Linked DNA regions of Homo sapiens: regions 2 and 3 are each linked to region 1. A link is an interaction called in ENCODE POLR2A ChIA-PET data of the cell type or tissue named here. Cell type or tissue: A673. All regions are shown on one strand. Each heading gives the region's core, and the rest is flanking DNA. Links, peaks and the distances in the headings are about the cores only.

Region 1 (10,168 bases), core at 1,370-9,369:
AGGAAGACGGAGGATGCAGGTGGCCTGCTCCTGAATTTAATGGCTCCTATCCCAATACTAGTTCCATTACCTGTTACCTGCAAAATATACTCAGCCTACATTCCATTCTGTCTTCTTCATACATTAAAGACAACACTATTCAGAGAGAAGCTGAGCCAAAAGACTGCTATAATCCCAGCACTTTAGGAGGCCAAGGCAGGAGGACTTCTTGAGCCCAGCTGAAAGACCAGCCTGGGCAACACAGAGACCCCCAGTCTCCACAAAAAAGGGGGAAAAAAAGAAAAGAAAGCCTCAAGCAGTCTGGACTGACGTTTACACACAAGAAACTCCTTCCGAAGTGGAAGGAGTACCAGCTTTGCAGGGCACCAGCCTTGGCAGAATACCAGTGACATTTCAAATGTGTTGTCACTTTTCCTCAAGTACTGGATCCTTATCTGTAAAATGGGTAGTACTTTGCATGGCTGTTTGGATAACAAGTGAAAGAAATAGCCAATAAACAGTAGATGATATTATTATTACAGGGTTTCATCACAATGAAACACTTTAAAGAGGTTTTTCAATTTGTTAGTACCATTTTACACCAGTAGTCAGTGAAGAAACACTGAGCTTTCTACAGTCTTTAACATGGGACACCCAGCAACTGATACAGTACCCTGCATATACCAGACACCATTGGTGCTAATTAATTTAAACTAACTCTTAATTACACATAGGAACAGAGTAACTCCGAAAGCAATCATACATTCACTAGAATATAAAGTCCTTGAAAAGATCTTTTGTCTATTTTGTTCACTGATGAATCCCAAGTGTCTAAAGTGTCTAGAACAGTGCCTGGTACATAGTCGGCATTCAGTAAGTATTTGTCAAATGAGTTTGGGAACTTGTTTTTTAGTACTTTAATACTTTGATTAAGGCTTTTCAAAAGACAATAATCTTGACACTCAAGGACAACTTTTACTCTTCATATACCAGCCTATACAGAGGTACCTCTCCTCACTCTAAAAGTAACTACATGAGCCAGGCACGGTGGCTCACGCCTATAATCCCAGCTCTCTGGGAGGCCAAGGCAGGCGGATCACCTGAGGCCAGAAGTTTGAGACCAGCCTGGCCAACACGGTGAAACACCCGTCTCTACTGAAGAAAAAACAAAAATTAGCCAGGCATGGTGGCAGGTGCCTGTAATCCCAGCTACTCAGGAGGCTGAGGCAGGAGAATCACTTGAACCAAGGAGGTGGAGGCTGCAGTGAGCCAAGATCGCGCCATTGCACTCCAGTCTGGGCAACAGAGTGAGACTCCGTCTCAAAAGGAAAAAAAAAAAAAAGAGGAAAACATGAATTGTGTAACCTTCTATGAAACTTTAAGACTCCTTTCCAAATCAGCTTTTGCTAGGTTAAAAAGAAACAAAAACAAGACAATCTTTTACCAAGATTCTACAATTTTGACTGCAAAAGCTACTTTTCCCTTTGGTCTCAATATTTAGGGCAGGGTTGTGCTCACTTTGGCAGCACATGTACTAAAGTTGGAATGACACAAAGATTAAAAAACAAAAATAAAAATATTGGGGGTGGGGGAGTAATCCCCTGCTCCATCAGAATGGGAGATTTCTCCTCTCAATTTACGAGGATACTCCCTCATAAACACGTTCGGCTGCAGTAGAACCAAACAGGTGAAGCTCCAGTGAAACCTGAGGTGGAAAATAAGAGGCTGGGGAGATCAATGACCTAAAACACTAAGTACAGGAAAAACAGGTAGATCAAAGTCTGAATCTTTTTACAGTTTTTATGGAATTAGAAAAGACACTGAAACAAAAAATACTTTAAAATTCTGTTTTGGAATACTAAGGAAGAAAATGACCACAAATAACCCTTGGGTCCAATTCGGTTTAGTAGAAGGATTAACTTTACATTCAGATTTTTAAGAAGTTTGACATGTTTTCTCAAGTGGTTGAGAGTGTTAAGCATTTCTTTGCGGGGGTGGGGGCAGTAGGCGGGGATGGAGTCTTACTGTTTCCCAGGCTGGAGTGCAGTGCCACAATCTCGGCATTCTGCAGCTTTCTACCTCCCGAGTTCAAGCGATTCTGCTGCCTCAGCCTCCCGAATAGCTGAGATTACAAGCGCACGCCACCACGCCCGTCTAATTTTTTGTATATTTAGTAGAGACGGGGGGTCTCACCATGTTCACCAGCCTGATCCTGAACTCCTGACCTCAGGTGATCCACCCTTCTTGGCCTCCCAAAGTGCTGGGATTACAGGAGTGAGCCACTGCACCTGGCTTTTTTTTTTTTTTTTTTTTTGACGGAGTCTCACTCTGTCGTTCAGGCTGGAGCCCAGGGGCACTATCTCGGCTCACTGCAACCTTTGCCTCCCGGGTTCAAGTGATTCTCCTGCCTTAACCTCCTGAGTAGCTGGGATTACAGGCACGTGCCACCACCACGCCTGGGTAATTTTTGTTTTTTTTTTTGGTTGGTTTTTTTTTTTTTTTTTTTTTTTTAGTAGAGACGAGGTTTCACCCTGTTGGTCAGGCTTGTCTCGAACTCCTGACCTCGTGATCTGCCCTCCTCGGCCTCCCAAAGTGCTAGGATTGGCCAGGCGCTGTGGCTCACGCCTGTAATCCCAGCACTTTGGGAGGCTGAGTTGGGCGGATCGTGAGATCAGGAGATCAAGACCATCCTGGCTAACACGGTGAAACCCCGTCTCTACTAAAAATACAAAAAATGAGCCGGGCGTGGTGGCAGGCGCCTGTAGTACCAGCTACTCCGGAGGCTGAGGCAGGAGAATGGAGTGAACCCAGGAGGTGGAGCTTGCAGTGAGCCAAGATGCAAGTGGAGCGCCACTGCACTCCAGCCTGGGCAACAGAGCAAGACTCTGTCTCAAAAAAAAAAAAAGTGCTAGGATTACAGGCATGAGCAAACCATGCCCAGCCTTTTTTTTTTTTTTTTTAATAGAAACGGAGTCTTGCAATGTTGCCCAGGCTGGTCTCAAACTCCTGGCCTCAAATGACCTCCCACCTTGGCCTCCAAAAGCAATGAGATTACAGGTATGTCAATTCTTTGATGAGCTAAGAAACCCCCATCAAAATTTCAACACTTTAATATTTTAATGTTTCCTAAGTAGTATATTCTGCATTAAGTATTTCATACTCATGAATGTGTTTCTAAAAATCTACAAAAACTGTCATAACTGTCATACAACAGTGACAATATTTTCTGGTCAAATAACGTTCTTGAAAATTTCACGGTAATCCTATCATAAATCTTAACTATTTTACAAGTAAACCTATTACAATCAAATACAAGTCATTAATCCCACTAAATCTTTCTCCTTTCCTTTTTGAGACAGGGTCTCACTATGTCACCCAGGTGGGAGTGCAGTGGTCTTATCATGGCTCACTGCAGCCTCGACCTCCCGGGCTCAAGAAATCTTACCACCTTGGCCTCCCAAGTAGCTGAGACTACAGACACATGCCACTAGGTCAAGCTAATTCTGTTTCTTTTTGTAGAAACAGGGTCTCACTATGTTGCCCAGGCTGGTCTCAAACTTTTGGGCTTAAGGGATCTTCCCGCCTCTGCCTTCCAAAGTATTGGAATTACAGGGATTATTAGCCACTGCACGTGGCCCCTACTAACATTTAAACACTTAAATTTCAACATAAAGGTGTTCACAACAACCACTCCAAGGTCCTACAAAGTCTTCAGCTGACTAACCCAGGGATTAAGTAGTATTTAGTAGCTTTTTATTAATCAAAACCCATTCACTGTCCAAGGCTTATATTATGCCTTTAGAATCACATTTCACAAAATTGGTCATAGCTAACACCATTTTTCTTAAGTAATCTGAGATGGCTAAAATGCGAACATTTAACAATGATTTACGTTTTCTTTCTTTTTTTTTTTTTTTGAGATGGAGTCTCGCTCTGTTGCCCAGGCTGGAGTGCAGTGGCGCGATCCTGGCTCACTGCAAGCTCCGCCTCCCGGGTTCATGCCATTCTCCTGCCTCAGCCTCCTGAGCAGCTGGGACTACAGGCGCCCGCTACCACGCCCAGCTAATTTTTTGTATTTTTAGTAGAGACAGGGTTTCACTGTGTTAGCCAGGATGGTCTCAATCTGCTGACCTCGTAGTCCGCCCGCCTCGGCCTCCCAAAGTCCTGGGATTACAGCCGTGAGCCACCGTACCTGGCCAATTATTTACATTTTCTTTCTTTCTTTTTTTGAGACAGAGTTTTGCTCTTGTCGCCCAGGCTGGAGTGCAATGGTACAATCTCGGCTCACTGCAACCTCCGCCTCCCAGGTTCAAGCAAACCTCCTGCCTCAGCCTCCCGAGGAGCTGGGATTACAAGCGCCTGCCACCACTTCAAGCTAATTTTGTATTTTTTAGTATAGATGGGATTTCTCCATGTTGGTCAGGCTGGTCTTGAACTCCCGACCTCAGGTGATCCGCCCAACTTGGCCTCCCAAAGTGCTGGGATTACAGGTGTGAGCCACTGCACCCAGCCTACATTTTCATATTACAGCAGCTTTCATCCCAAATTCAGACAAAAGGTGTTACGTTTGCTAAGGAGAAAGTCTCTTATTAATCTAAAATTAATATCAAAACAACTATATACCAGCTCAACATGACAAAATTATTATTTGGGAATAATCTGGACGACCTTTACTTTGGATATGCAAATTTACAGATGTAAGATTAAGGATTTTGAGAATATTTCTTTGTGCATATCTTACATAAGGACTAAGCCCAGAAGACTACACTTGCTAAGAATAACTCAAAAAGGTAGGTTATCATCTAATATGATCCTAGCACAGCAGTAACAAAAACAATTATCTGACCTTTCACATTAGATAAGAATGTTTCACAACAAATAGTACCGACAAGTATTACACTTTACAGTTTACAAAAGCCCAAAATTTCATAACCACCCTGCAAATTAGTAGGCAAGAGAGACATCACTAATCCCCATTTGAAAGATAAGGAACCCAGTGATTCCTGTGCATTCTGTGATGGCAGATTTACCACATCTGCCAAATGATGAAATACTGTCATAACTCTTACAGTAATGCATCTCCTTCAAACTTTAGATATGAATGAAGAGTTAAACACATTTCATATTGCTTTAGCTCGATAAAATCCTGATCTGATCACAAATCAAGCCCACCAACAACAGATCCGTCCAGCTACTATGGTAGATTGTTGGAAGGGCAATAAATTCAAGATAAAAATTTCAGAAGAGATAAGCCAGGATCATGGTCATATGGTCTGAACTACACAGTTTGGCATTCTAAACATAACAGTTGTAACAAGATATGGGTGAGCCTTTAAATTTTTATGTGGGTATTTGGTATGAAAGACACTTGTAAAAATAAAAAAATAAAATGTATGTAGGGAAAGCTCTGAGCTTAGGACACTGCTACCAACACCTAGGTCTATTATATTTTTAAACACAGAACTGGCTCAAGGTAGCCATAAGAAAACCAACACACTAGGTGTTGACACCATCAGAGGATTTGGAATGCCAGCAAGCTCTATTTTCAGCAACTACCACATCCTTAACTAGCACGTTCCCATTTGTGGGGGAGGGAGCTAGGAGGAGGAAATTTTCACTTTTCCTTTGACTTATATTCTGCCAAAGGCTAACTTCATTTGAAAAAAAAAAATTCAACCTCCTAGAGACGTAGATCTAAGCTATCTCTGTGATAAAAAGCTGGACAACGTTTAGGAAACTGTTGTATGAGTCTAAATGACAAAATCTAGTAACAAATGGCCATTAAGTAGGGTGACCACAAGGCAAGTTTGTTGCCCAGGACAATCCCAGTTTATGCCTGCTGTTGTAGCTGATGAATTAGTCTGTCTTTTCAAGATATACTCATGTGGATGTTAAATTATGGTGACTTTCATTATTATTTGCTACAATTTAATAAATTTAAATGAACATCTGAAATTGTTCTTAGGGCCATGACTAGCATTAACATTTAGTCAGAGAACCATGAGGTTCTGTTGGCAACCAATTCGTCAATTTGGATATATCAATACCTAAATATATCAAGCTGGCCGGGCGCAGTGGTTCATGCCTATAATCCCTGCACTTTGGGGAGGCCACAGTGGGAGGATCGCTTGAACCCAGGAGTTACCTGGACAACACAGTGGGATCCCGTCTCCACAAAAAAAAAGTTTTAATTAGCTGGTCATGGCGGTACCAGCTACCTGGTGGGAAGATCACATGAGCTCAGGAGTTCAACATCAGCCTGGGCAATCCGCTGGGACCAGGCCTCTACCAAAAAAATTTTTTTGCCAGCCATGGTGGCTCACGCCTGTAATCGCAAAACTTTGGGAGGCCGAGGCAGGTGAATCTTGAGCTCGAGTTCAAGACCTGGGCAACATGGTAAAATCCTGTCTCTACAAAAATTAGCCAGAAGTGGTGGTATACTTCTGTAGCCCCAGCTACTTGGCATGCTGAGGTGCCCAGGGGGTCAAAGCTGCAGTGAGCCATAAATGTGACACTGCATCCCAGCCTGAGTAATATACTGAGATCTTGTCTCGGGAAAAAAGAAAAAGAAAAAGAAAAAAAAGTTCTTTTAAATTATCCAGGTATTGTGGTGCACAGCTGTGGGCCCAGCTAAGTGGGAGGCTGAGATGGGATGATCATTTGGGCCTGGGAGGTTGAGGATGCAGTGAATCGTTACTGCATCAATGCAATCCAAGCCTGGCCAACAAAGCAAGACCTTGTCTCAAAAAAGTATATGTATCTATCTCAAACTGTTAACTGACCATTTCAAAAATAGTGAAAATAGCCATTTTTCTTGCTGCTCTTTCCTACTCCTTAATGGATTCCATTAGACAGCTATCTAGCCAACCACCCGGAACAACACTGGTGAATCATATGCCAACCTTTGTCCCTCCTAGAAGTTGTATGTCTATATCTGGCCGGGTGCGGTGGCTCACACCTATAATCCCAGCATTTTGGGAGGCTGAGGCAGGCGGACTACCTGAGGTCAGGAGTTGAAGACCAGCCTGGCTAATATGGTGAAACTCTGTCTCTACTAAAAATACAAAAATTAGCCAAGCATGATGGCCCAAGTCTGTAGTCTCAGCTACTCGGGAGGCTGAGGCAGGAGAATCACTTGAGCCCAGGAGGCGGAGGCTGCAGTGAGCCAAGATCACGCCACTGCACTCCAGCCTGAATGACAAGAGGGAAAATCCATCTCAAAAAAAAAAAAAAGTTGTATGACTACATCACTAACCTAACAACTTAATAGCATTCACTAAGACAAAGGTGGCCGGGGGTGGTGGCTCACGCCTATAATCCCAGCACTTTGGGAGGCCAAGTCTGACAGATTGCTTGAGTCCAGGAATTCCAAGACCAGCCTGGGCAACATGGTGAAACCCCATCTCTACTAAAACACAAAAGAAATTAGCTGGGAGTGGTGGATCGCGCCACTGTACTCCAGCACTCCAGCCTGGGTGACAGAGCAAGACTCCATCTCTCCAAAAAATAAATAAATAAATAAATAAATAAATAAATAAATAAAATTTAAAAACATACAAACAAACAAAAAAAACAGCTACTTAAGAGGCTGAGGTGGGGGGATCACCTGAGACTGGAAGGTAGAGGCTGCAGTGAGCCAAGATCGCACCACTGCACTACAGCCTGGGTGACCAAGTGAGACCCTGTCTCAAAAAAAAAAAAAGGAAAAAGATAAAAGTGAGAGGAGAAAATATTTTAAAGCTACTTTACAGAAATGCATAGCATCAGCCATATCCCAGTACAGACATTATGATAAACTACGGGGCTTTTCTTTTCTTGAGACAGGCTCTCCCTCTGTGGCCCAGACTGGAGTGCAATGGTGCGATGTGGGCTCACTGCAATCTCCACCTCCCAGGGTCAAGCGATTTCCCACCTCAGCCTCCTCAGTAGCTGGGACTAAAGGCACAAGCCATCACAGGCCAGCTAATTTTTGTATTTTTAGTAGAGACTGGTTTTCACCATGTTGGTCAGGATGGTCTCAAACTCCTGACCTCAGGTGATCCGCCCACCTCGGCCTCCCACAGTGCTGGGATTGCAGGTGTTTGAGCCGCGGAACCCGGCTGGGGCTTTTCTTTTTTTGGTTGTTTTTTTCTTTTGCTTAAAGAGGTGACATCTGCCTACAATAAATCATGTTTTTTAAGAATCTGTATGCGAATAAACATTCTGAGAGTACCTAAACTTCACCTCATTTTAATTTCGCTGTGCCTTGAGATGGGATTTTATCTCTGAAAAAAACCATCAGGTTTCTTTAGGAAAGTGAAAAGATTTTGTCTACAATTCACCATGGATATCAGTCATCACAAACATCAAGATGTGAAGTAGATGCTATTAGAATTGTTAAAGAACAAGCATCAAGCATACGCTACTCACCCCCTACTCCCCTGAAAGGCACCACCTTACTTCACAGAGGTCTTTTGAGTGGCTGAGAGTAAGTGTACCGATCTAAAGGTCAGCAGACACTAAGTTCTGGCTTTACCATTTAATAACTGATTAGCCACATGATCATAAAAAAATCTCTCTCTCAAACTCACTTTCTTGAACCAGAAAATGGGAGTAACGCTCTACCTGCTTCAATCTTGTTACATAAATTAAAAACTTTTGTCAACGTGGGCTGTGAACTGAGGTACTGCATAATGTCATATACACATATGTAAAGTTTAGGCCAGAAGCAGTGACTCACACCTGTAATCCCAGCACTTTGGGAGGCCAAGGTGGGAGTCCAGGAATTCAAGACCAGCCTGGGCAACATAGAGACCTCAAATCCACAAAAAAAAAAAAAAAAAAAAAAAAACACAAAAATTAGGCCGGTGCAACAGTCCCAGCTACTAGGGAAGCTGAGGCAGGAGGGTCACTGGAACTCAGGAGGTCGAGCCTGCAGTAAGCTATAATGGCGACACTGCACTTCAGCCTGGGTCACAAAGCAAGACCCTGTTTCAAAAAAAAATTTTTTTTTAATTTAGCCTTCCCATAAATACATACACCTAATATGTGCCCATTAAAAAATTAAAAATTTAGGCCAGGTACAGTGGCTCATACCTGTAATGCTAGCCCTTTGGGAGGCTGAGGCGGGAGGATCACCTGAGGTCAGGAGTCAGAGATCAGCCTGGCAAACATGGTGAAACCCCATCTCTACTAAAAATACAAAAATTAGCCAGGTGCGATGGCGGGCGCCTGTAGTCCCAGCTACTCGGGAAGCAGAGGCAGGAGAATCGCTTGAACCCAGGGGGCAGAGGCTGCAGTGAGCCGAGATCCTACCACTACACTCCACCCTAGGTGACAGAGCAAGACTGTCTCAAAAAAATAAATAAAAATAAAACTGCAGCCTTTACTCCATGCTTGTCATTACTGTTTGTGTACACAGTGTTCTTGAAATATAAAGAAAAAATATGCCTGCAGTATCAGTCACCCTTACAGTCATCCATGAAAAAAAAAAACAATCAGGCCGGGTGTGGTGGCTCACGCCTGTAATTCCAACACTTTGGGAGGCCGAGGCAGGCAGATCACCTGAGGTCAGGAGTTCAAGACCAGCCTGGCAAACATGGTAAAACCCTGTCTCTACCAAAAACACAAAAATTGGCTGGGTGCGGTGGCTCACACCTGTAATCCCAGCAGTTTGGGAGGCTGAGGTGGGCAGATCACCTGAGATCAGGAGATAAAGACCATCCTGGCCAACATGGTGAAACCTCGTCTCTACTAAAAATACAAAAAATTAGCCGAGTGTGGTGGCACGCGCCTGTAGTCCCAGCTACTTGGGAGGCTGAGCCAGGAGAACCGCTTGAACCTGGGAGGCGGAGGTTGCAGTGAGCCAAGACCACGCCATTGCACTCCAGCCTGGGGGACAGAGCCCAGTCGTAGAAGGGATTTTTAACACTACGTTACTCAGTTCTGTCTATGCATTTAAGAAGGAGAAAAATAAACTTTACTCCAGAAAGTTAGTCCATTAACTGAAACGGCAATGGAAAATTACTGGCCTACAGTCAAAGAACTGGTAGTTAATCTAAATACTTCTAAACTTATTAACAACGTTAATTTACTACTACCTATTTTTTTCCTAACAAGACCGTAGTAAAAAGTTCATTCCACACATGCTCCCTTCCCTGTTCTTCACTAACTAGCAGAATAAGCTAGCTAGAGATGAGGATCTGGTGTT
Region 2 (10,168 bases), core at 2,169-10,168, 50 kb before region 1:
ACTAATCATATTCTGCCTTGTATCATACTAACCTGAGTATCTGCCTTAATTCCCTCGAGCACCGAGATTAGAAACTCGTATGGGGCCATGTTGGTCTTTTTGAGGCAGGAAAATAGGGTCTGGAGTCAGGGAACATAAGGCACATTCACACTTCAGCTATGACAGGAAACATCCCCTCCGTGGGGCGTAAGCCAAGTAAATGACTTTGTAACTTTCCTACCTCCTCTCCTTTCACATACGGCGTACCCCAAGTAGAGGGTATTCAAACTCACAAAAACTCTGCAAGGCGGCCTCTGAGCCCCTGTGCCCGGGCTGCCCCCACACTGTGGAGTGTGCTTTCATTTCCAATAAATCCCTCACTGCTCCCTTGCTTGCTTTGTGCGTTTTGTCCAGTTCCTTGTTCAAGACGCCAAGAACGGCTGGGCACAGGGGCTGTCACCTGTAATCCCAGCACTTTGGGAGACCAAGGCAGGTGGGTCACCTGAGGTCAGGAGTTCGAGACCAGCCTGGACAACATGATGAAACCCTGTCTCTACTAGAAACACAAAATTATCCAGCTGTGGTGGCGGGCACCTGTAATCTCAGCTACTCGGGAGGCTGAGGTGGGAGAATCGCTTGAACCCAGGAGGTGGAGGTTGCAGTGAGCCCAGATTGCGCCACTGCACTCCAGCCTGGGCAACAAGAGTGAAACTCCATCTCAAACAAACAAAAAAAGTGGGCAAAGGACATGAATAGATATTTCTAGAAGAAGATACACAAACAGGCAACACATATGAAAAAAATGCTCAAAATCACTAATCATCAAGGAAATGCAAATTAAATTACCAGAAGGAGAGACCACCTTACTCCTACAAGAATGGTTGTAATTTAAAAGTCAAAAAGCAATAAATGTTGGCTTAGATATGGTGAAAAGAGAACACTTGGCCGGGTGCAGTGGCTCACACCTGTAATCCCCACACGTTGGGAGGCCAAGGTGGGTGGGTCACTTGAGGTGAGGTCAGGAGTTTAAGACCAGCCTAGCTAATCTGGTGAAACCCCATCTCTACTAAAAATAGAAAAATTAGCCAGGTGTGGTGGCACACGCCTGCAGTCGCAGCTACTAGCGAGGCTGAGGCAGGAGAATCTATTGAACCTGGGAGCCGGAGGCTGCAGTGCGCCGAGATCGCGCCACTGCACTCCAGCCTGGGAGACAGCGAGACTCCGTCTCAAAAAAAAAAAAAAAAAAAAAAAAAAAAAAAGAGTTCGAGACCAGTCTGGCCAATATGGTGAAACCCCGTCTCTAATAAAATACAAAAATTAGCCGGGCATGGTGGTGTGCACCTGTAGTCCCAGCTACTCAGGAGGCTGAGGCAGGTGATCCACCCGCCTTGAGCACCCATGTCCAGCCCAGAAAAACAAATTTTAAAAAGAATCAGGGCCAGGCACAGTGGCTTGTGCCTGTAATCTCAACACTTTGGGAGACTGAGGCGGGAGGATCGTTTCAGCCCAGGAGTTCGAGACTAGCCTGGGAGAAACTCCATCTCAACGTGGAGAAACTCCGTCTCTACAAAAAATACAAAAATTAGCTGGGCCTGGTGGCACGCATGTAGTCCCAGCTACTCGAGAGGCTGACGTGGGAGGATCACTTTAACCGGGGAGGCAGAGGTTGCAGGAGCTGAGATTGTGCCACTGCACTCCAGCCTGAATAACAGCGTGAGAATCCGCCTCAAAACAAAGAAACAAAAACCACACACACACACACACACACAAGTTGTACTAGTGGTTCCAGCCAGTGCAAGTGGGCAAGATAAACGCATAAAAGAATTAAAACTGTATAGATTCATAGACATGATTATGTAGAAAACCTGAAGGAATTTACAAGCAAAAGAAAGCAGCCCACTAGAACTAATACGTCCGTTTAGCAGGGTTGCAGACTAAAATATTAATAGACAAAAATAAATTATATTTCTTTAAAGTAGCAACGAGCAATCAAAAGAAAGCTTTGAAATGTAAAAAGCAAGCATTTGCAGTCCCATCAAACATTATTAAATGCTCAGGGGAAGATGTGAGACAATCATTGACAGACCTGTACACACTGAACAGCACAAAACATTACTTAAGTTAAAGAAGGCCCAAACAGGCCGGGCGCGGTGGCTCACGCCTGTAATCCCAGCACTTTGGGAGGCCGAGGCGGGCGGATCACGAGGTCAGGAGATCGAGACCAACCTGGCTAACGCGGTGAAACCCCATCTGTACTAAAAATAGAAAAAATTAGCCGGGCGTGGTGGTGCGCTCCTGTAGTCCCAGCTACTTGGGAGGCTGAGGCAGGAAAATCGCTTGAACCCAGGAGGCGGAGGTTGCAGTGAGCCGAGATCGCACCACTGCACTCCAGGCTGGGCAACAGAGCGAGATTCCGTCTCAAAAAAAAAAAAAAAAAAGAAAAAGAAAATATAGAGATGGCAAATGGCACATAACAAGATGGTCAATATCAATTCCTAGTCACTAGAAAATAGGCATTAAAAGTGCAAGATACCACCATAAACCTATCGGAGAGGCAAGATGTCAATGCCGGACTATGCTGAGTGCTGGAGATGATGTGGAGGAATGGGAGCGTTCATATGCACTGGTGAAAACGTCAAATGGTACCACCTTGTAAAACTACTGGATAGTTTCCAAAAAAGTTAAATATACTCCTGCCATGCCATCCAACCATTCCGCCATTTATCCACAAGAAAGGAACGACATGCCCATATAAAGACTTATACGCAAACACTTACAGGTGCTTTATTTGTCATGGACAAAAACTGGAAACACCCAAATGTCCATCAAATAGGTGAATAAACAAATTGAGGTATATCAAACAATGGAATACGTCTCAGCAATAAAAGGAATGAAAGGAATAAAAGGAATAAACTACTGATACGCACAGCTTGCAGTGAGCCGAGATCACGCCACTGCACTCCAGCCTGGGAGACAGGGTGAGATTCCATCTCAAAAAAAAAAAAAATGTTAATAGCTCCCCAGATCGATTTATAGATTTAATAAAATCATAAGCAAAATCCCAGCAGGTTTCTGTTGTTGCTGGTCTGTTACTGAAATCGACAAACTGATTCTTAAATGTATGCGGAAATGCAAAAACCAATAAAATCTTGAACAGCAAACCTGGAGGCCTCACGTTACCGAATATTGAATTATTTTAAATCTAGTGTGGCACTGGCATTAGGACAAATAGACCGATGAGGAAATACATTGTGCTAGGACCATTGGATCTCTATATGGAAAAAATTTTAACCATCTCCCTCATACCATGCACGAAATAGATTCTAGATGATTCTACATCTAGCCATGACAGGCAAACCATTCCTAGAAAATAACATAAAAGATTCATGACCTGGCCGGGCGTGGTGGCTCACGCCTGTAATCCCAGCACTTTGGGAGGCCAAGGCAGGCAGATCACCTAAGGTCAGGAGTTCGAGACCAGCCTGGCCAACATGATGAAACCCTGTCTCTACTAAAAATACAAAATTAGCCAGGCGTGGTGGTGCATGCCTGTAATCCCAGCTACTCAGGAGGCTGAGGCAGGAGAATCGCTTGAACCTGGGAGGTAGAGGTTGCGGTGAGCCGAGATCTTGCCATTGCACTCCAGCCTAGGCAACGAGAGCGAAACTCCGTCTCAAAAAAAAAAAAAAAAAAATTAGCCTGGCGTGGTGGAGCGCACCTGTAATCCCAGCTACTTGGGAGGCTGAGGCAGGAGAATCGCTTGAACCTGAGAGGTGGAGGTTACAGTGAGCCAAGATGGCGCCACTGCCCTCCAGCCTGGGCATAAGATTGAGACTCCGTCTCAAAAAAAAAAAAAAGATTTATGATCTTAGAATAGACAAGTATTTTTTAAATAGGACATAGAAAGTGCTTACCTTAAAGGAAAAGATGGATAAACTGGACTGTATTAAAATTAAGGGCTTCTGTTCCTCAAAAGACATCATTAAGAGAATGAAAAAGCAAGGCACGGCATGGAAGAAGACAGTAACAAAAACAACTCCAAAAACATACTAAATAAAGACGCTTAGAAATCGGTATCAAAACGACATCCCAACAGAAAACCGGGCAAAAAGTGTGCATGTAACAACAGAGATATCCAAATGTTCAATATATTACAAAGTGCTTAACCTCATTAGTAATCAGAGAAATGCAAACTCAAGCCAGAATTAAACCTCCTACATACCCACCTACATACCCACCAGCATCACTGTAACTAAACAATGATCAGGCTGATATAGTGGCTCATGCCTGTAATCTCAGTGCTCAGAGAGGCTGAGGCTGGAGGATCGCCTGAGACCAGGAGTTCCTGACCAGCCTGGGCCATGTAGTGAGACTCCATCTCTACCAAAAAATAATAATAAATAAATTAAATTACCCAGGCATGGTGACACACACTTACAGTCCTAGCTACTCAAGAGGCTGAGGTGGGGCTGGTGGCTCACGCCTGTAATCCCAGCACTTTGGGAGGCCAAGGCAAAGTTGGGAGGCAAGATGAACTGAGGTCAGCAGTTCGAGACCAGCCTGGCCATCATGGCCAACCCCGTCTCTCCTAAAACACAAAATTAGCCAGGTGTGGTGGTGGGCGCCTGTAATCCCAGCTACTCGGGAGGCTGAGGCAGGAGAATCACTTCAACCCGGGAGGCAGAGGTTGCAGTGAGCTGAGATCGCGCCACTACACTCCAGCCTGGGCAACAAGAGTGAAACTCCATCTCGAAAAAAAAAAAAAAAAAGAGGCTGAGATGGGAGGATCATTTGAGCCCAGGAGTTTAAGAATGCAATGAACTATTACCATGCTACTGCATGCTCACCAGAGTGATAGAGTGAGACCCTGTCTCTCTAGGAAAAAAAAAAAAAGTGATCTTATCCAACGTCAGTGAGGATGTGGAGTAGCTGGAACTCTCAAACCCAGCTGATAGGACTGTAAAATAGTACAACTCATTTAAAAAACTTTTATAGTTTATCTACTGTTCATCTCTAATGACCCAGTTAATTACTTATAAATGCACACATGTATATGCCAAAATACATGTCCAAGAATATTCGTAACATTATTTGTAACATCCAAAACATGAAAATACTCCAATGTCCATCCACAGAACAGTGGTATACAATTGCCACAGAATACTACATAGCTATGAAAACACGCTATTATCACAATGACATGGATTCATACCACAAACACGCTGACAGATAAAACTCCAGAAAATACTGTATGATTCCATTTCTATCAAATTCAGAAACTACCAAGACTAACTGAAGTTGATAAAACACTAGTTTCCATTTTGGGGGTAAGAGAGTAAACACTGGGAGGGGGTCATAACGGGGTCTTATAGGATGCTGGTCCTGTTCTATTTCTTGATGTGGGCGGTGGTTAAATGGTGCATTCCCTTTGTGAAAATGCATGAAGCTATACACCTTTGGTTTGGTTTATGTTTCTACGTTACACTTGAGTAAAAGTTTACTTTAAAAATACAGGAACAGCATACAAGAACACTTCCAGGCCGGGCGCGGCGGCTCACGCCTGTAATCCCAGCACTTTGGGAGGCTGAGGTGGACGGATTGCTTAAACCCAGGAGTTCGAGACCAGCCTGGGAAACATGGTGAAACTCCATCTCCACAAAAAATACAAAAATTAGCCAAACGCGGTGGTGCACGCCTGTGGTGCTAGCGACTCGGGAGGCTGAAGCAGGAGGATCCCTGGAGCCCAGGATGCTGAGGTCAGTGAGCCATGATCGTGCCACTGCATTGCAGCCTGGGCGATAGAGCAAGACCCTGTCTCACATAAAAATGAAAAAATAACTTTCTGTCTCCCCTTATACACAGCAGGCCGGCTACCTCCAGTCCAGCACAGTGAACTGGTGCTACAAGGGCCAACCCAGGCTCTGCCCCAAAGCAGGAGCTGAGACCGTTTCCTAGAAGGCAGGCCCACTGGAAATGTCTCCACCAAAAGCAGCTACAAACGAATATGACCTTCAGGTATTAAGGCTTTGGTTCTCTAGAAAACTGTCACGGCACTGAGGTAACTTGACAACCCATAATCGCTGTTCTCCATGTAAACTGTGGCTCTATTTGTCCAAGGTGAAGTATCGTAAATTGAAATGAAGTACTCAATTGTAAATTTTTTTTTTAAATTTCCAAATTAAGCTAAATTAAAAAAACAAAAATTGCCAAAACCTTAACCTACAAAATAAACTTTTTGGACAGTAGCCACCTGAGCTCTAAATAATTGTATCATTTATATTTCAAATCTAATACACTGGTGAATATGCGTATTGCAGCTTTTCCAAGACACGTATTAATCATGAAACATGTACTGACCTCGAAAATGTGGCCGCGCGCGGTAGCTCACACCTGTAATCCCAGCACTTTGGGAGGCCGAGGCAGGCGGATCACGAGGTCAGGAGATCGAGACCATCCTGGCTAACACGGTGAAACCCGGTCTCTACTAAAAATACAAAAAATTAGCCGGGCCTGGTGGCGGGCGCCTGTAGTCTCAGCTACTCTGGAGGCTGAGGCAGGACAATGGTGTGAACCCGGGAGGCGGAGCTTGCAGTGAGCCGAGGTTGCACCACTGCACTCCAGCCTGGGTGACAGAGAGAGACTCTGTCTCCAAAAAAAAAAAAAAAAAAAAAAGTTTAAATACTTTAAATGATCACTTTAGAATATATTAATAAGGGGGAATATAGTATTTCAAGAAAATAGTTTTAATGAAGAGCAAAAGGTAGTATGGCCTAATGAGACTCTTCAGTGACACAGATGAACTGAATTCTGTATTTGAATTATTAGCCATGCAGCTTTCAGCAAGTTCCTTAACTACTTCCCATTCAGCTTTTCCCATCTGCACAATGCAGGCTCACCTGATTATTATTGAGCGCTTACGTGTGAGATTCCAGACATTGCTTAGTAACGAGCACAGTGCCTGGTGCAAAGCTGGTACGCAATGTTAGCAAAACTATTATTATTTTTTTTTTGAGACAAGAATCTCGCTCTGTCGCTCAGGCTGGAGTGCAGTGCTGCGATCTCGGCTCACTGCAAGCTCCGCCTCCCGGGTTCACGCCATTCTCCGGCCTCAGCCTCCCGAGTAGCTGGGACTACAGGCGCCCGCCACCACACCCGGCTAATTTTTTGTATTTTTTAGTAGAGACGGGATTTCACCGTGTCAGCCAGGATGGTCTCGATCTCCTGACCTCGTGATCCGCCCACGTCGGCCTCCCAAAGTGCTGGGATTACAGGCGTGAGCCACCGCGCCCGGCCAATGTTAGCTAAATATTAACAGTATCTATTACAATCCTACGAACTCAAAGAAACAGGATAAAACAACACAGGGCTTGGTTTTCCTGATCCAGGTTGGATCTGGGAGCATTCCCATTTCCTCTCACAGTGCTCACAAAGGCTTCCTTTAATGACACACTCTAGGATTTCACCAGTTTTCCATGAACTATTACTTGTTACAATTTTCAAAAGAACACAGGGGTCACACCTTTATCCCGCTTTTTCAGCAAGCCTCACTCTCCTCTATTGTCCTAGGATCAGGAAGCAGCTAATTTGGGGTCTCATTTATAAGGCTCAAGGCATTTGTCTGGGACAGAAGCCAATTAATGTCTCCATTTATCCCACCAGTTTCCCCTTTCAGTGATGGAAGTTCATCCCCATCTTCCTATAGGACCGAAATTTAACTTTGCAGACGTGCTGTTCTGAGGACCCACCCGGAACAGAGCATGTACACAAACCCACTTACTGTCGCTTCTAACATTGTAGGAAGCCTTTGGGTTTTCCAAGGCAGCAAAGTACTGAGATTTGTAATTAAAAACACATATTAGCTACATTCAAGTTGTAACTAACTAAAAACTTCTACTTAAGTCGACTGATCCTCAAAGTAAGACTCAAATCAAAACCAGAAAAGTTTGGGGGCAATTCCCTTTCCAGCCCACAAATACAGGAACTGGGAGTGACACCGTCCTCACAGGGCTACGGCACCTTTCTGCAGCTTCCCTGGCTCCCTTTCAATTTTTTTTTTTTTTTTTTTTTTTTGAGACGGAGTTCTGCTCTTATTGCCCAGATTAGAGTGCAGTGGCGCGATCTTGGCTCACTGCAAGCTCCGCCTTCCAGTTTCCAGCGATTGTCCTGCCTCAGGCCTCCCAAGTCACTGGATGTTAATTACACCCAGCAAGGTCGCCCGCCACCACGCCTGGCTAATTTTTTTGTATTTTTAGTAGAGACAGGGTTTCCCCATGTTGTCCAGGCTGGTCTCTTAACTGCTGACCTCGTGATCCACCCACCACGGCCTCCGAAAGTGCTGGGATTACAGGCGTGAGCCACCGCACCCGGCCTTTCAATTTTTGATAAGGATCTTTCCTTTTTTTTTTTTTTGAGACAGTCTCACTCTGTCGCCCAGGCTGGAGTGCAGTAGCGTGATCTCGGCTCACTGCAACCTCTGCCTCCCGGGTTCAAGCGATTCTCCTGCCTCAGCCTCCCGAGTAGCTGGGAGTACAGGCGTGCGCCACCATGCCTGGCTAATTTTTTGTACTTTTAGTAGAGACGGAGTTTCACCGTGTTAGCCAGGATGGTCTCAATCTCCTGACCTCGTGATCCGCCCGCCTCGGCCTCTCAAATTGCAGGGATTACAGGTGTGAGCCACCGCACCCAGCCGAGTGGTTTCTTTAAACTCTGCAACAGACTTGACGAATTCCTTGGATTTTGACCTTTAAGTGTAGCAGGTGTGCTGGAAACAGAGCAAATCAACTTGAAAGCTTCTTGGAGGTTGCTCCAAACAGCAGCATATAATTATATTCAATGGTCTCCCTATCTCTCGGAAAAGCAACTCACAAAAACATGTTTATTCTCATTGCCAGCACTCACTAAACGCTACTAGGATATCGCTGATCTGTTCATTTCCTAAATCTCTGCTACTAACACTTTAAACCGAGAGTAAACTTGCAGTCTCAACATCCAATTTTAGAAGACAAGTGTGACGAGGAAGGATTTATCAACTGAAAAATGTTTACTGACACAGGGAATCTAGAAATGTACCTTCCAGATACATACAAATATTTAAGCAAAAACTGTTCCAAGGGTATTTCCTGCAGCACCTGCCCAAAAGGAGCAAACTGGTCTTAACAAAATCAGGTGTACATCAATGTTACGCAGTCAGAATGAGACACATCTGAATGCCTAACATAAAAAGATCTACAGTAACTAGGTATCTATACACATTGATGTATAAACTGTTTATGGAAAGAAGCTTCTTATACAGTGTTTCTGGAAAGGGAGACTGCTATCCTGCTGTCTATAATGTGTGTATGGATTACTAAGAAAGGATTGAGTAATTCTCCACTACTGCCACTAGCCTCTGGAGGAAGAGGGCACACAGTTTTTACCTCTAAGAATTATTATAAGACATTCAGCCTTATTTGGTTGTATGAAATACTATGCTAGAAAATGATCCATAATTACACCTTGTACTACTCATGTTGTACTTTAATGATTAAAATAAATACCATGTTGCTGCCTGGTCTGGAGGACAAGACACACCATCAACTGACTCAGTGTTCTTCACAACCAGACTACAGGCAATTTTTTTCCAAAACATACATCTTTGGGAAGCAAACAAATTATTTATGGAAGAAAAAAGGAGGAATGTTTCACATTCAGGCAAACATAATACTGTCAGTGTGTTTGGACTAGAGATTTTATTTTAGAAGTATAAAGGATGGAGGCGCGATATTTGGCATTTTTAATTTAGGTTTGTTTTATTTAAGTTTAATGTTAATTCCATGCTGTGTTTCAGTAAGAACAATACAGATTCTGTATCTGTGGCTCCAGTCAGATATCCAGTAGTACAAATTAGCTTCAAGTTACACATACTGAACAAAAGAGGTTGAGCGAGCGAAGGAGGGGAGGAGTGAGGGGAAGGAGGTAGGGGGAGGGGGAAGGAGAAGAAACAAAAGAATTGAACAGGCATGCAGGCTTTTCCATACCACCTTCAACGCTAACCTGCTTCAGTGGGAGAGTAAAGTAGGCAAGAATGAGCAGCCACGGATTGTTGAACTGTTACCAGCACCATGCTTTTCAGCAACATTTCAGCGGAGTTGGAAACATTTTTTACAGCAAAACCATTACAACGAAGTCCCTCCCCAAACCACCTTTAACC
Region 3 (10,168 bases), core at 671-8,670, 230 kb after region 1:
TTAGCCAGGTGAAGCCAGGCGCGGTGGCTCACGCCTGTAATCCCAGCACTTTGGGAGGCTGAGGCAGGTGGATCACGAGGTCAGGAGATCAAGACCATCCTGGTTAACACAGTGAAACCCCATCTCTAATAAAAATACAAAAAATTAGCCAGGCGTGGTGGCGGGTGCCCGTGGTCCCAACTACACAGGAGGCTGAGGCAGGAGAATGGCGTGAACCCGGGAGGTGGAGGTTGCAGTGAGCTGAGATTGCGCCATTGCACTCCAGCCCGGGCGACAGAGGGAGACTCTGTCTCAACAACAACAACAAAAAAATTAGCTAGCTGTGTGTGTGCGTGCCTGTAGTCCCAGCTACTCTGGAGGCTGAAGTGGGACGATCGCTTGAGCCTGGGAGGTCCAGGGTGCAGTAAGCTGTGACTGCACCACTGCACTCCAGCCAGGGTGACAGAGAGAGACCCTGTCTCTAAAACAAAACAAAACAAAACAACAACAACAAAAAAACAAACAGCAGCGAGCAGGAGGCCTAAGAAACCAAAAATACAGGTTCCTGAAAATCAGTAGATGAGCCTGGCTAAGATTTTGGTGAAACTCGAGTCCTCTTTTGGTGTTTGCTCTACAAATCCTTGAACAGGGTTGGGGACCAGGTGGCTTCTAAGCCATCCTTCATGCTTTGGCCTGTGCTGCCTGGAGGGGACTCAGCTTGTGACTTCTGCACACACCGATGACCATGCCCCTGCAGCCGGCCTGGTTCTTAGAACTTGCCTCTCAGGTTGGCATCAGTGAGGGACTGGCTTGGTTTGGTGATGAGATGGAAGTTGCTCATACCCTGGAAGCTCCTGTCTGGGGTGGCTGCTCTCTGATCTCGCCGTCTATTTGAGATAAGTAACTGAGTAGAGGCGTAACAGGTGTCCCCTCTAACTTGAGCAGGGAGCAGCAGGCCCAGGACAGTGTCCAAGAGCAGGTGGGCCTGGGAGCAGCTCAGGGCACTCTCTCCCCGGTCCCTGACAGAAGATGGAGGGAGAGGACACTCACCGTTTGGTTTACTTGCTCCGTACGCAATCAGCAAGCAGGAAACCGCGAAGCAGGCGCTAAAACCAAGCAGAAACGCAATGTTATTTACCATTATGACTTTATTCAGTGTTATTGTTTTGTTTTTGTTTTTGGTTTTTGGTTTTTCTTGAGACAGAGCCTTGCTCTGTCACCCGGGCTGGAGTGCAGTGGCGCGATCTCGGCTCACTGCAACCTCCGCCTCCCAGGTTCAAGCATTTCTCCTGCCTCAGCCTCCCAAGTAGCTGGGATATTACAGGCGCCCACCACCACGCGTGGCTAATTTTTTTATTTTTAGTGGAGACAGGGTTTCACCATGTTGGCCAGGCTGGTCTCGAACTCCTGGCCTCAGGTGACCCACCCAACTCTGCCTCCCAAAAAGCTGGGATTACCAGTGTAAGCCACCGTGCCCAGCCCATTTTCATTTATATTTTTGTATATGTATTATAAAGCACATTAAGAATGGCATAGGGGGCCGGGAGCCACTGCACTCCAGCTCCAGTTGCTTGGGCAACAACAGCAAAACTCCAACTCAAAAGGAAAAAAAAAAAAAAAAGAATGGCATAGGGGCCAGGCACGATGGCTCACGCCTGTAATCCCAGCACTTTGGGAGGCCGAGGCGGGCAGATCACAAGGTCAGGAGATCGAGACCATCCTGGCTAACACAGTGAAACCCCGTCTCTACTAAAAATACAAAAAATTAGCCGGGCGTGGTGGCAGGCGCCTGTGGTCCCAGCTACTCGGGAGGCTGAGGCAGGAGAATAGCGTGAACCCGGGAGGCGGAGCTCGCAGTGAGCCGAGATCGCGCCGCTGCACTCTAGCCTGGGCGACAGAGGGAGACTCCATCTCAATAAATAAATAAATAAATAAATAAATAAATAAATATGAAAAATATAAAAATTAGCTGGGTGTGGTGGCAGGCGCCTGTAATCCCAGCTACTCGGGAGGGTGAGACAGGAGAATTGCTTGAACTGGGGAGGCAGAGGTTGCCGTGAGCCGAGATCACGCCACTGCACTCCAGCCTGGGCGACACAGCAAGACTCCGTCTTGAAAAAAAAAAAAAAAAAAAGAGCACAGATATACATCATTTATAATTCCATGTGCTTATTATATTGGGGGTACGTGTTGAAAATCTTTTTTCTGGTGGAGCTATAAGGTCAAACGGGCTGTGGAAACCAGTGTTGTTGGTTTTTTTTCTCATCAGATGGATACTGTGCCAGCTTCGTAACAAGGTTTGAGGGAAGCATGTCTCACACATGCGAGGGAAACCCCAATTATCATGCTTATGAACTACAAAGGGATGGGAAACACATGTTCTTAGTGACAAGCAGCTCCGGTCCCTGGGCGGCCTGGAGCCTGGAGCTTTTCTTATTCGGTACTGGAGCACGGCGAGGACCACAGTACCTGCTGATTCGGTGGCGGACGGGGTAGGAACTCCATTCTGGAGGGCCTTCAGGGAGCTCCACAGTACACCTGATATCAGGTACGACCAGGATACCCTTCTGTGGGGAACTCAGCCCAGGGGGTCCACCTGCCCACTCCCTGCCCCCTAAGGGACCCACACTGACCTGCCCAGCAGCCTGAGCTTCCTCGGGCCATACTTGTCCATGACGATACCCAGGGGCAGGGTGATGGCACTGAGCAGAAAGGAGCCCACAGTGAAGGCCAAATTTAGCATCTCGTCCTGGGCCTGGCAGCTGAGCCAGCCGTTCATCCAGCTCACCTCCTCGTGCCCCGGCTCTGCTGTGCCGCCCACTGTGCCATTGGTGACATTCTCTGTGTGAAGAGGGAAGGAAACCCTGACCTCAGGGTCATGACAGGGATTCCCAAAGATCAGAAGGGCAGGTGCCCATTCAGAGTCCCCCCACTGGGAATGCCAGGGCTGGCTGGCGGCCTCTCGAGGGCTCAGGCTACCCCGCAGCAGGCTTGGATGGCCATTTGGCCCAAGTCCCCTGGAGTGAAAATGTAGAGGTTCTTAACTTTTGTGGGGGCCATGGACCCTTTGAAAAATCCAATAAAGACCTCCCCAGAAAATGCACACCAAGGTTTATCCACAGTTTCAGGAGCTTTGTGTGTCCCTTGAAGAGCAACGAAGCCCAGGCTGAGAGTCCCATTCGAGAGCATCCGCCACCCTAGAACGGCAGACCTCAGGGCCCAGCCTTGGCTGTGGGGCCCCAGGCTGGTGAGAACCTTCTCACGGCAGCTATGTCCGTGGGGACAGACTGCAGCCAGTATGGAGGCAGAACCCAGACCACTTGGGAAGCACAAGCACTGGTCTCACCCCAATAGCCTGGTTCTCCTCTGTCCATGTGGGGAGACTGCGGCGCCTCCTTCAATGGGAAGTCCAGCTGCCTTCTCAAACATAGAACAGATGCCACCTTCTCCCCCTGATATTTTCTTTTTCTTTTTTTTTTTGAGGCGGAGTCTCACTCTGTTGCCCAGGCTGGAGTGCAGTAGCACGATCTCGGCTCACTGCAACCTCCGCCTCCCGGGTTCAAGCAATTCTCCTGCCTCAGCCTCCCGAGTAGCTGGGATTACAGGCACCTGCCACCGCGCCCGGCTAGTGTTTGTATTTTTAGTAAAGATGGGGTTTCATCATGTTGCCCAGGCTGGTCTCGAACTCCTGACCTCAGGTGATCCTCTCACCTCTGCCTCCCAAAGTGCTGGGATCACAGGCGTGAGCCGCCACACCCAGCCGATATGCACCTTTCTTATTTTCCTTGCCGGGGTCACAGTGGTGCCATCCCGTGGCCATGCCTAGACCTCGCTGGGTGCTGAGTCTGGTGTGTTTGCCACACCCAGCCCTTAATGGCCCCCTTCAAAGTCCACCCAGCACCAAAACAACACAGAAAGGAAGAGAAAAGTGCTGTGGCAGCTGAAGATGGGAGGGTGGAGGACGGGCTGGGAACGTGGCTGAGGAGCTCTCCTGGCCGGGACTGCTAGTTAAGAGATGCTGACTAATCCTGCAGAAAACAGGAGCCGACTTTGATTAGACATGAGGTCACGCTGGGAGAGTCAAGGAAACGCTCTTCTTCCGGTAACTGCCTGCCTTCCAATTGCAGCCCTCTGGCGCCAGGGCTGTAGCGCCGAGGTTTGCAAAAGCTTGCTCAGGCCTCTCGGGGTTCCTCCAAGGTTACTGGAAAGGATGCGCACAGGTGGACTCGTGCTTCATGCCAACGTGTGGCCAAGGAGCCCCGCCGGGGCCGTGTGGATGAAGAGCGTGGAACTGGAATCTGGTTTCTAGCTTCCAGTGTTTGATTCTCCACTTTCTACCTGCATGACCTTGCTCTAGCTCAGTTTCCTTGTCCATAACATGGACATCATATAATGATAAGATCCACCTCCTAGAGTGTGGGGGAAGATCAATGAGAAAAATTCAGAAAACCTTCTGGAGCTCACCCAGGCATAGAAAGCACTCAATAATGAATAGCTACAAGTTGCTGCTGTTCTCGTGGTTATCATGATCATTGCTGCTATTGGAGGCTCCGGCGGGGAATCACGGCACCATCAGCTGGCACAGAGCCGGATGCAGTGGCTGTGGGGAGCACAGTCCCGTCAGCGTGTGTGGAAGCGCAAAGACATGTCTAATCCCCCACTGGGCTGTGAGCCCCGAAGGGCAGGGCCTGCACTGTGGTCACTTCTGTGTCCCCAGTATCTCACCCAGGTCTTGGCCTACAATAGCTGTTTACTGAATAAATAAAAACAACAGGGCCAGGTGTGGCGGCTCATGCCTGTAATCCCAGCACTTTGGGAGGCAGAGGCGGGTGGATCGCCCGAGGTCAGGAGTTCAAGACCAGCCTGGCCAACATGGTGAAGCCCCGTCTCTACTAAAAATTCAAAAATTAGCCAGGCATGGTGGCGCATGCCTGTAATCCCAGCTACTCAGGAGGCTGAGGCAAGAGAATCATTGAACCCGGTAAACGGAGGCTGCAGTGAGCCAAGATCACACACCACTGCACTCCAGCCTGGGCAAATAGTTAGACTCTGTCTCAAAAAAAACAAAAAACAAACAAACAAACAAACAGAATCAGGCCGGGTACAGTGGCTCAGTCTGTAATCCCAGCCCTTCGGGAGGCCAAGGTGGGTGGATCACCTAAGGCCAGGAGTTCAAGACCAGCCTGGCCAATATGGTGAAACCCCATCTCTACTAAAAATACAAAAATTAGCCGGGCATGGTGGGCGTCTATAATCACAGCTACTCGGGAGGCTGAGACAGGAGAATTGCTTGAAGCCGGGAGGCGGAGGTTGTGGTAAGCTGAGATCACACCACTGCACTCCAGCCTGGGCAACAGAGTGAGACCCCGTCTCGAAAAACAAAACAGAACAAAACAAAACAAAAACAATGGCACCAGATCACAATGGCCAAAAAGATCGAGAGAGGAATCAACAGAACCACGTTGAATCGAGGGGGGATTTAAGGAGATCAGAGCCACGAGGTTAACCATGTGGAGCCACAGAAATACAACGTCACCAACCAGATTCCCACCTCGGCCACTTTCTCTCGGTTTTCCAAAAAGAAGCTCTACCACACGGTCAGCCAAACACATGGCAGACGGGGTCCTCGAGCCCGTCAGGGTGGAGCTCAGAGCGGTCATGTACACCGCCACAGCCGACAGGCCTGGGCCACTCGCCCATCCACAGTGGGGCAGCTTCTGGAAAGGAGGAGCTGCTTTGTGAGTTGGTGTTGGTTTCAAATGTCAGCTCTGCCAGCAGCAAAGGAATTGGCTCTGAAGTCAGGGAAAGAGGGTCTCTACAAAGCAACAGCCATTTCCAGGTTGACATGCAGATAGGAGCAAACCAGCACAGAGGTGACAGAGAGGATGGATGGAGAGAGCACGCCAGGGCCCAGGATGGGTGACTTGTGGGGACAGTGACTGCACAGGGGCCGTGGAATAACTGAGGGCTTGGGGGGCTGCACGTTCTACTGCTGCAAGCAGGAGCCACGGGGACAAGGAATGGAGTGGGTGAGGCAGCACTGCCTGAGTAAAGGCACCAGGGACCTCCAGTTACCCCAGGGAGGAACCACAGCTGGGTCTCTAAACCCATGGGTTTTCTCATCTAGAGCCAGAAGATAAAAATCCCAAGGCTAGGCCAGGCACGGTGGCTCACGCCTGTAATCCCAGCACTTTGGGAGGCCGAGGCAGGCGGACCACTTGAGGTCAGGAGTTTGAGACCAGCCTGGCCAACATGGTGAAACCCCATCTCTACTACAAATACAAAAAAATTTAGCCAGGCTTGGTGGCAGGTACCCGTAACCCCAACTACTTTGGAGGCTGAGGCAGGAGAATCGCTTGAACCCAGGAGGCAGAGGTTGCAGTGAGCCGAGATTGTGCCACTGCACTCCAGCCTGGGCCACAGAGTGAGACTCTGTCTCCAAACACACAAACAAACAAACAAAAGTCTTAAATTGATTAGAGATCTGGTCACCCCTTTAACCACATAGGGAAGAGGCAAGGTCAGGGTAGAGGCAAGGGTATCTGTCCTTCCCATCTTTTACCCTGGAGCGACTACACACAGGGGCAGGGACCTTGCACGTAGGCCAACAGCCTTCTCGTCTTAAACAAATCCCTGCCGATGGGGCCACCAGGCCCTCTGCCCGGCCGCCTGCCTCCAGGCCGTCCCGTCCAGCAACAGAGGCGCCTGGGGCCGGGGAGGTGAGCGGCTTCTCCTTCTGCTTGTGGAGCAATTTGAGAGTCTCCCTCCTGCTGGAGGGAAGGAAGCCCTTGGTGAGCCCAGAAGCTCTGTTGACAGTAAACAGCCCACATGCACCCAGCAGATGCCCAAACAGACACACCCAGGCTGTTCCTCTCCCTCTGGTCCCACCTGGGCCACCGTGGGTCAGGAGAGAGACAAACAGATTAAGCACCCAGGAAGTGCCAAGGCGTGGGGTGGCCCTCTGCTCCCAGCCTGGAGCTTGACCCCGGGCCAGCCTGCTCTGCTCACCCCCGGCCAGGCTGCTCTGCTCCTCACCTGCACCTGTTTATTAAACAGATGCCTCCTCTGGGGTGGCCAGAAGTGGCCCAGCCCAGCCTGGCCAGAGAAGGTGAACTGAGAAGACAGGCAAGAGTTGGTGTGGCCAGTGAGTGCCAAGAACAGGAACAGGGCTGCTTAGGAGGAGACCCAGGGCCAGGGAGGACGTACACCGTTCAGCCCCACTCACAGAAGACGCACAAGATCTTTACAGAGGAATCAGGGAGAAAAGAGGGTGCTGTGGCCCCCCAGGCTCCCCTGAGGCAAAGAGGAGCCTCCCCACACCCCGGGGAGACAAAGGGAGGGGGGCCTCCAAGATGATGCTTGAGGGGGCCAAGAAGTACCTGGCTTGAGGTCCCCTCTAAATTCCTGAGCTGCCCCCTTCCCTGACTAGTCGCTTTCCGAGCCCCCCCTCCAGGGTGCGGGCCCCTGGACAGCCCACCGATGGCCCCTGCCCAGGATCTCCCGTCTCTCAAATCCTTAGTCTATCCGGCAACAGGAAGCAGCATCTCAGTCCTCAGTCCGGCAGGGGAGATGTAGGTGAGAGGTCGGCTCAGACACAGAGCAAACAACAGGCAGGAGGGCACGGACAGGCAGAGGCCGTCCTGGGCTGACCAGGGCCTGGCCCCTGAGCAGTGGTCCCAGCAGCGGCTGCCGTGTGTGCAATGAAAGTGTGTGCCAGCTGCCATGCTCAACGGGTGTGCCCACGCCCACCCCATATTCCCCACGAGGATACTGTCAGAGTGTCCCCGAGGGATGCTCAGAGCAGGTAAGTCACTTGCAGAAGGTCTCATGGGGGTCCCTGGGGAAGCTGGGCTTGACTCCAGGCTGTCAGACCCCAAAGCTCCCGCTCTTACCACTCGGTCTGTGCCGATGCTGGCCTACCTGGGCTAGAGGCTCATATCCCAGAGAGAAAATGCTGAGAGAACAGAGCCGGGAAAAGGCTGCCCATGTGCCGGCAACACCAGGAGGCCCTGAATATCGCTTGGTGGGAATGGGACTAAGACTCTCCCACGAGGTCCCTGAGAGCCAGCCTAAGCTGGACAGGACCTTCATGGACACCAGAAGCCAGGGGTGGCCAGTGGATGTCTGTGAGGGAAATGAGGTCACGAACCAAGAAGGAGGGAGGCTGGGGCGGTGGGAAGAGCCAAGGCCACCAGCTCTTCTCTGAGACGCATCCTGAGGCTGCCGGCCCCAGCCTTTAAACCTTCTTACCCATTGCTATGGAATTTTTAAAATTCCAAATAAACTGGGGGAAAAGTTTAAAAGTCATATTTATAGCAATAAAAGTGAAAGGCTGGATTTAAGAAAGCTATCCGGCTGGGCGCGGTGGCTCACGCCTGTAATCCCAGCATTGTGGGAGGCCGAGGCGGGTGGATCACGAGGTCAGGAGATCAAGACCATCGTGGCTAACACGGTGAAACCCCGTCTCTACTAAAAATACAAAAAAATTTAGCCAGGCGTGGTGGCGGGCGCCTGCAGTCCCAGCTACTGGGGAGGCTGAGGCAGGAGAATGGCGTGAACCCGGGAGGCGGAGGTTGCGGTGAGCCGAGATCGCGCCACTGCACTCCAGCCTGGGCGACAGAGCAAGACTCTGTCTCAAAAAAAAAAAAACTATCCACACTTGCCTGTGGGTGTGAGGAGAGACTCTAAAAAGAGAGGCCCTTGAGCTGGGCGCAGTGGCTCACGCCTGTAATCCCAGCACTTTGGGAGGCCAAGGCTGGTAGATCACCTGAGGTCAGGAGTTTGAGACCAGCCTGGCCAACATGGTGAAACCCTGTCTCTACTAAAAATACAAAAATTAGCCGGGTGTGGTGGTGGGCACCTGTAATCCCAGCTATTTGGGAGGCTGAGGCAGGAGAATCACTTTAACCCGGGAGATGGAGTTTGCGGTGAGCTGAGATCATGCCATTGTACTCCAGCCTGGGCGACAGAGTGAAACTCCATCTCAAAAAAATAAAATAAAATAAAATACAAATACAAATACAAAAAATTAGCCGGGTATGGTGGCAGGCGCCTGTAATCCCAGCTACTTGGGAGGCTGAGGCAGGAAAATCGCTTTAACCCGAGAGGCAGAGGTTACAGTGAGCCGAGACTGCGCCACTGCACTCCAGCCTGGGCGACAAGAGTGAAACTCCGTTCCCTCCTCCCCATCCCCCAAGAAAAGAGGTCCTCGAGGCAGCAGAGAAATCTCCTGTCCACATCTGCAGCTTCACTCAGCCCGTGGGGATCAAGCCTGGGCCTGCTTCCCCAAGGTGGGCGGCAGCCCCTCTGCCCTTGCAGCGATCTCTGTGCCAGGGCGAGCTCGCAGGGACCTCTGTGCCAGGGTGAGAGGCTCTCTCCCACCACCACAGGTGGAGAAACTGCAGAGGTCAAGAGCATACAACTGGGGTCGGCCTTCATGCCCATGGTCAGACTGTGGGTGACTTCCTCAGGCAGAGGCCGTGATGACTTCTGGTTTCTATGCCACCCAAACATACCAGCATGTGGCAAGCCCTCAGCAATTCACACAAGCCTCTAACAGGGGAATTGGATGGTCGCCCTCCTCTATCTCCCTGGCTTCCTCCTGTCTTGGGAATAAAATTCAGTTTCCCCGAATGGCCTCCCAGTCCCTGCAGCCCCCGCCCCTTCCCACTTCTCTCCTCTCCTCCAGGGTGTACCCTCCTCTCCTCCAGGCTGTACCCTCCTCTCCTCCAGGGCGTACCCTCCTCTCCTCCAGGGCGTATCCTCCTCTCCTCCAGGCTGTACCCTCCTCTCCTCCAGGCTGTACCCTCCTCTCCTCCAGGCTGTACCCTCCTCTCCTCCAGGCTGTACCCTCCTCTCCTCCAGGCTGTACCCTCCTCTCCTCCAGGGTGTACCCTCCTCTCCTCCAGGCTGTACCCTCCTCTCCTCCAGGGTGTACCCTCCTCTCCTCCAGGGTGTACCCTCCTCTCCTGAATCACCCCTCCTCAACCTCCAGGCTTCCACCTGAACCGCAGAGAGGCCCTCCCACCCAGCAGGAGCCACATCTCCGCTGCTGTTCTAGCTCCTGGCGCCCTGCTTTCTTGGGGGCCCGACCACCCCCTGGAATTATACGGGTTACACAGGTATGCGTGTGATGACTTGTTTCCTCTGCACCCAGCACGGCACCTTCGTCAATGTTTACTGAATGTTT

Evidence for each region. ChIA-PET counts read pairs that join two places held together with the same protein. Peaks named below come from ENCODE experiments on the same cell type or tissue, not always from the same donor. Only the 100,000 strongest peaks of a DNase experiment are listed, where the experiment ranks them.
Region 2: POLR2A ChIA-PET joins it to region 1 with 7 read pairs; 14 of 35 experiments call an interaction of 5 or more read pairs at or near these places.
Region 3: POLR2A ChIA-PET joins it to region 1 with 5 read pairs; 4 of 35 experiments call an interaction of 5 or more read pairs at or near these places.

The regions. Positions count from the first base shown.
Region 1 is chr17:1,385,653-1,395,820 of GRCh38, forward strand. All of the region lies in intron 1 of YWHAE (tyrosine 3-monooxygenase/tryptophan 5-monooxygenase activation protein epsilon), which reads right to left. Among named protein-coding and RNA genes, the nearest start is that of YWHAE, 9.5 kb to the right of the region's middle. RefSeq lists an enhancer at 6,260-6,788. In A673, for the core only: no CTCF peak of the experiment used is centred there; no DNase peak of the experiment used is centred there; H3K27ac peaks cover 1,435 bases.
Region 2 is chr17:1,334,798-1,344,965 of GRCh38, forward strand. It overlaps YWHAE (tyrosine 3-monooxygenase/tryptophan 5-monooxygenase activation protein epsilon), which reads right to left. Exons shown (of 6, transcript NM_006761.5): 6 at 9,478-10,168. Among named protein-coding and RNA genes, the nearest start is that of TRARG1, 60 kb to the left of the region's middle. In A673, for the core only: no CTCF peak of the experiment used is centred there; no DNase peak of the experiment used is centred there; H3K27ac peaks cover 341 bases.
Region 3 is chr17:1,613,950-1,624,117 of GRCh38, forward strand. It overlaps SLC43A2 (solute carrier family 43 member 2), which reads right to left. Exons shown (of 14, transcript NM_152346.3): 3 at 2,613-2,820; 4 at 1,030-1,085. It overlaps LOC124904121 (small nucleolar RNA U13), which reads right to left and starts at 2,346; the gene lies at 2,243-2,346. In A673, for the core only: no CTCF peak of the experiment used is centred there; a DNase peak (open chromatin) is centred at 4,022.